Linked DNA regions of Homo sapiens: region 1 is linked to region 2. Evidence: chromatin loops called from intact Hi-C (ENCODE). Cell type or tissue: lower leg skin. All regions are shown on one strand. Links, peaks and the distances in the headings refer to the core of each region. The heading gives the core; the rest is flanking DNA.

Region 1 (2,927 bases), core at 245-2,744, 370 kb before region 2:
GGCAGCAGGAAGGAGAATAAACACAGAAGGAGCTACCAAACACTTATAAAACCATCAGATCTCATGACAGCTCACTCACTATCATGAGAACAGCATGGAGGAAACCGTCCCCATAATTCAATTACCTCTACCTGGTCACTCCCTTGACATGTGGGGATTATGGAGATTATGGGTATTACAATTCAACATGAGAGTTTGGGTGGGGACACAGCCAAACCATATCAATAGTATCATTTTATTTGGGGGTAACGATCAGAATCTAGGCATGACTTTGTTATCACAAAAAAGAAAATACCTTGTAAGATCAAACAGTAGGGAGAAAGAATATGGAATCATACTTTAGTTTGAGAGCCAGATGTACTAGGCTCTCACATCTCAGTGTGCATATGAAGTTTGAGTACTGTCCAGTCAGGATCAGAAACCTCTATTTTCAGCCAGAGTGGATTAGACAGAAGAAATGTCCACAGTAGCAATTTGATTTCTTCTCAAGTATACTTCTGCACCTTGGACCAAAAGAATCAGCATCACCTGGGAACTTGTTAGATCAGCAAATTCTCAGAATTTACCCTGGACCAACTGAATCAGAGTCTCTGTGGATAGGGCCCAGAAATCTGTTTTAACAAGTTGAATGTGATTGATTGTGATTCTGATGCACATTCAACTTGCAGACCTACTGGAATACAAATTCAGTAGCAGTTTAGAGTGGGAACTTTGGAACCAGACTACATGACATTGAATCCCATGTCTATCATTTACTAGTAGTTCTTTAAGAAAGCAGAATTTAAGCAAGTTATTAAAACCCTTTGTGCCTCAGTTTCCTCATCTAAAAATAGGGCTAGGAATAATAGCTTTTAAATGTTTGTTAAGACTAGAGCAGTAAATATTTATGAAGCACTTAGAATAGTCTCTGACACATGCTAAGTGCTTTGAAAGTTTCCCATTATTCTCCTAGGACTGTAGGAATATCCAACTTAATGTTTCTGGAATCTCTAAGTCCCAATAGGAAAGCAAACATGTATCTCATATCAAACAAGTATCATGTCATTTATGCATTCGTTCATCAAATATTTATTGAAAATCTACTAAGTTTAAGGTATAATGATAAGTTCTTCACATTTTTAGATAGTAACTCATAATCTTAAAAGACATATTTAAGAGTGCATTAGTCAGAAGCCCAGATGATGGTAACTGGATCAGACTGGGAGGGGTAGAAATGGAAAAAACAAACAAACAAACAAACAAAACCCCTACTTTAAAGAAAAGTATATCTATTTAACCAAAAACAGAATAGAAGATCCACATAATACTCCCTATCAATGAGGATTCCTAACCTCATCTTAACTTCTCTTCTAATTGTAATACTATTTTCCATGTGACAGTGGTGGACTGATTACTGTATTTGCTACCTCAATTTTGTTAAACATGCTTATTTAAAAGAAAGATGTATAACTCAATAAAGAATATAATTATTTCTTTTATTCAACTGATTTTGCTCTCTCCATTTTATTTCCACTTAATGAATTTGCCTGACAATCTTGATGCACATGTGGAAATTTTGCCTTTATAGATCAAAAGCTATCTCAAGTATTGGACTATAGGTTTTTTTGTTTACTTTATTTATTTTTACAATTTCTACCTATCTACTGTGATTCAGGTACTATCATCTGGTCCCTGACTGACATAATTCACTCTTAAATATGGCTTTTAAGATTATGAGTTAGATAAAAATGTTCAGCATCATGTCTTGAACCTAGTATATTTTCAATAAATATTTGATGAATGAATACACAAATGAATGGTGTAATACTTGTTTCATATGGAAGACATGTTTGCTTTCCTACTGAGAATATGTGTATTTTCCCATCCTTTATTTATTTATTTAAATTTTTTTGAAACGGAGTATTCTGTTTCATCACAAACACAAAGATCTGAAACCCCATTTTTGAGCCATCTCTGTATATAATAAGAATCCAGCCTGCATCTGTCAGTGATAGAGAGTACAGTAAACTAAGATGTCCCTGAAGAGGCCATAGTGTTGACAAAATTCAACATGATGGTGGAGTCTACACAAACACAGGAAACAAAACTCGGCCCTTCCACACAGCTGTCCTTGCAATGACTTCGTTTTAAGTCAACGTCTCTTCATGCTGTGCATATTCCCCAATGTCTGCTTGATGAAGTACCACAATCGCCATGGGGTCTACTTTTCTGCAGTCTTGTGTAGATTTTGCTGCCACCCCAAAACCCAAAGGGATGTCTGCCATGGAGTACACCACCACTCCCCTGGTACTGAGAACTATTTTCGGTGATTCGACCCAGACTATATTTCAACACATGGTTTCCATAGAGGAAGGACTGCTCTGCACCACGCTTTATCCACACTTTATACTCGGCATAAGGTGCAAGGTAATTCAGGGCTGTGACGTGAACCGAAACTTGTGGGTCTTAGTGACTTTTCCGAAGCAGGTCCCCAGTGACACCAGCTTGTCCCCGGAGATATTGGCATCCAGCTTCACAATCTTCTCACTCACATAGTCCACCCGGTCGTTGTGCAGCCAGAAACAGTAGGTGCGGTCAGGCCGGTCCAGCAGCAGCTGAAGATTCTCCCTGATGTACTTCACAATCTTCTCAAACATGACATGGGTCTCCTCTTCAGTCAAAGGCCGCATTTTCCTGCTGGGTTGGAACACCAGATCCTCGTGTCTCAGTCTTATTTATTTATTTTTAAGAGATGGAATTTCTCCCTGTTGTCCAAGCTGGAGTATAGTAGTGTGATCATAGCCTACTGCACCCTCGAACTCCTGGACTCAAGTGATCCTCCTGCCTCAGGCTCTCGAGTAGCTGGGACTACAGGCACACACCCATACTTTTAATCAATGTGTATTATATTTGAATTGTGTTTCTTGTAAATAGCATAGAGTTGAGTC
Region 2 (2,927 bases), core at 189-2,688:
AAAATGTCACATAGTTCAAGACCATTCTTTGGTGCATTAAAACTGATCTTCCAACATGTAATAATACAGTTGCCTTTCTCCTGATTGAATGTAGATGGCAAAGAATAGATTACTGATTTTAATTCTTTTTAAGATGTCCCCAAAATCTTATAATATTTTCTTTTCAGGGAAGCACATTATGATAATAATTTAGGTTGGGGTTACACATCCATTTTTTGGATAAAGTATTTATGTGATAGTTGATGGTAAATCCAAAAATCAAGCACAATAAATGGGTCAGGTAAGATGCATCATCTTTTCTATGTTATTTGAAATAGTCTATAGTAAGGCCTCAATTAGTGTTAAACTCAGTGAATATCTCCTAAACTTGTGACTGCATAATAAAAACATATTAGTGCCTACATATACTTTCAGGTTTTCTTTTTCTGTACTAGAAACTGCAGTTATGTGGGAGCTTTCTGTTTGCTGTATGAACTACTAAATATATGTGATATATTGGATATATTTTCTCCTAAATCAGCACATCCTGGGAAGTCCTTTATTTGTCTGCTGTATTCTTTGGAAACCCTCTTGGGAACCATCAGCTTTTAGCTCAGTAAATATTGAGGGTTGGAAGGCAAGTCTCAAAAATAAGAAAGTGATAAGGATGCCTTCTTTGGGAAAGTTTATTCCAGTCCTATTATTTTAGTCATAGGGCTGGAAGGGGAGCCCATTTAAGCTGATCTGTGATGGACTCATCTCTAAACTGTGATCAGCAACTTTCAACAGTGCAATATTTACCCAATAAATGTGATTGAATTTGTACAAAGTCATTGTCTGCAGCCATCTCCGTTAATGTGCATGTTCTATGACTCTCAGAACTGGAAGAGAGCTTGGGGATCATCTGCTGACTCTAGCAATTTAATTTGACAAATGTGGAAACTAAAGCTCAAATAAGTGACTTCTCAAAATCAGGAGACTCATTCAACAACCCTTCTGATTACTCCCCTCATAAAGAAACTCAAGTTCCCTGGAGATAATTACAGCAGTGGAGCCAATCTCTGGCACCATGTGCACTGCTGATCTTTATTAAGTATGAGTTAGGGATGATTGCGGGGGTGTCTCCCACCTCCATTAGAGTGTTAGGAGGAGTAGGCTTGGGACTTATTACATTGCTGTCTCTTGGAGCCAGTGCAATATTTACCCAATAAATGTGATTGAATTTGTACAAAGTCATTGTCTGCAGCCATCTCTGTTAATGTGCATGTTCTGTAAAAAATTGCTCATGCATAGACTTAGCTTTCTATTTTAAATGTCACAATTGAGTCAATAAAGTAAACAAAGAGAGTTTATGAGTGTTTACAGTTCCAGGAACACACAGGGGAATCCTTTATTCTGTTTTAAATTAAAGCGTCATTCAAAAAGAACAAACTTTCTTAAATGTTGCTTTTACATCTTTGGCTCAGAACACAGTATTTCTAACTTTGTTTTTCTTATTACTTAGGAAACTAGAGAAATTTCTCCTTGGAAATGTCAGGGGGAAAATACAGTATTTCGGATTAACTTTAGAAAGCTCAGGTTTAAGGCTTATTGACCAGAAGACCTCTTTCTTATCCAAGTGTAGGGCAATTCATTGCACCTTGAGGTAGGGGAGGAGCAAAATCAGGCTGGCAGGGGTCCACGGCAGGGCAAGCCCTAGGAGCTGGTGAGTCTAGAAGGACGGACTAGAGAGAGCTGGCATTGGAATGGACAATCGCTAGAGGGCGCCGGAGCACTAGCAGAGTCAACCTCCGGGACCCATAAGCAGGGCTTCTAGGATAAGGAATGGAGTTTGACCCAACCCCAAGATATGCCCTGGGGATATTGGTTTTCTCAGGTGCATCTGACTCTCCGGCCTGGATTGCCTCGCTGCGGAGAGGGGACAAAAGGTTTTGCCCTGAGCATCTGGTGGTGTCTTCCAGTGCCTGGTTAGGTTGCTCCGCGGCTGGACAGTCTGACTACTCTCAAAACTCCTCGTGACAGGCCTTTCTGGGGTCTGATCGCCCTTTGTTTCCTTACACTTGGGCCTGTTATCAGAAGAACTCTGAATCCGGAAATACCTTGTTTAAATTTGGGCTACAGTTTTCAAGATCCAGGCATTTGGGTGAATCACTTAACCCGAGTATTAGGATCTGGAAAATGGGGCTAGTAATTGTTGTAAATGTGAGGTGTTTAAAAGTGTCTGGCATTTTAGTGCGTAGATAAATGCTACTTCCTGTGCCCATTCTCTTGGGAGTTCTCCCCAAACTTCACCCTTTAAAAAAAAAAAAAAGAAAAATTAAGAATATATTTTACTTAACACAAAATTTTAAAAAATCATGTAATCGATATAGAGATTATTGAGATATTTTACATTCTTTTTTTTCTAGTACTAAATCTTTGAAATCTAGCATGTATTTTTATACTTACAGCACATTTTAATTCAGATTTGCCACATTTTAAGTGCTTAATGCTCCTATGTGGGTAGTGGCTACCCTATTGAAACAGTGCAGATCTATAAGAAGAGAAAATAAAATTACTTTCGCCATTTTTCCTTTTTGTTAAAGGTTAGCAATAATATATACAATGCTTGGCACACAATAGGAGCTTAACACAGGTTCACTGTGATTGTTATTTGCTATCACCATTTTATTTTTAAATGGGCCTCTTCTCCCATCTCTTATCCCTTCCCCCATCTCTTACCCCTTCCCCCTCAGCAGAAGGGTCTCATTCATCTATCTGTTGAATAATAATTGGTCACAGCATTTATGTCAAAAGCTGTGCTAGGCACTGGGGATAAACATAAAAACTTGAGGCACAGGCAGACTGGTGAAAAGAAACATTGAAATTGTGCTGTTAAGTGTGAGGAGAAAGATGAACAAATGATGCTAGGTAAGAGATAAAGAAGGAGATATTTGGTTTGTCTCAAA

Evidence for each region. A loop is a pair of places that touch in the nucleus more often than their neighbours do. Peaks named below come from ENCODE experiments on the same cell type or tissue, not always from the same donor. Only the 100,000 strongest peaks of a DNase experiment are listed, where the experiment ranks them.
Region 1: a loop joins it to region 2, with 13 times the contacts of the local background. A loop is called at or near these places in 17 of 110 quality-filtered maps.

What each region holds. Positions count from the first base shown.
Region 1 is chr3:132,400,995-132,403,921 of GRCh38, reverse strand. It overlaps the pseudogene NIP7P2. Among named protein-coding and RNA genes, the nearest start is that of DNAJC13, 15 kb to the left of the region's middle. In lower leg skin, for the core only: no CTCF peak of the experiment used is centred there; no DNase peak of the experiment used is centred there.
Region 2 is chr3:132,028,288-132,031,214 of GRCh38, reverse strand. The region is part of intron 1 of CPNE4 (copine 4); the gene reads left to right. Among named protein-coding and RNA genes, the nearest start is that of CPNE4, 5.3 kb to the left of the region's middle. RefSeq lists an enhancer at 1,641-1,690. In lower leg skin, for the core only: no CTCF peak of the experiment used is centred there; a DNase peak (open chromatin) is centred at 1,734.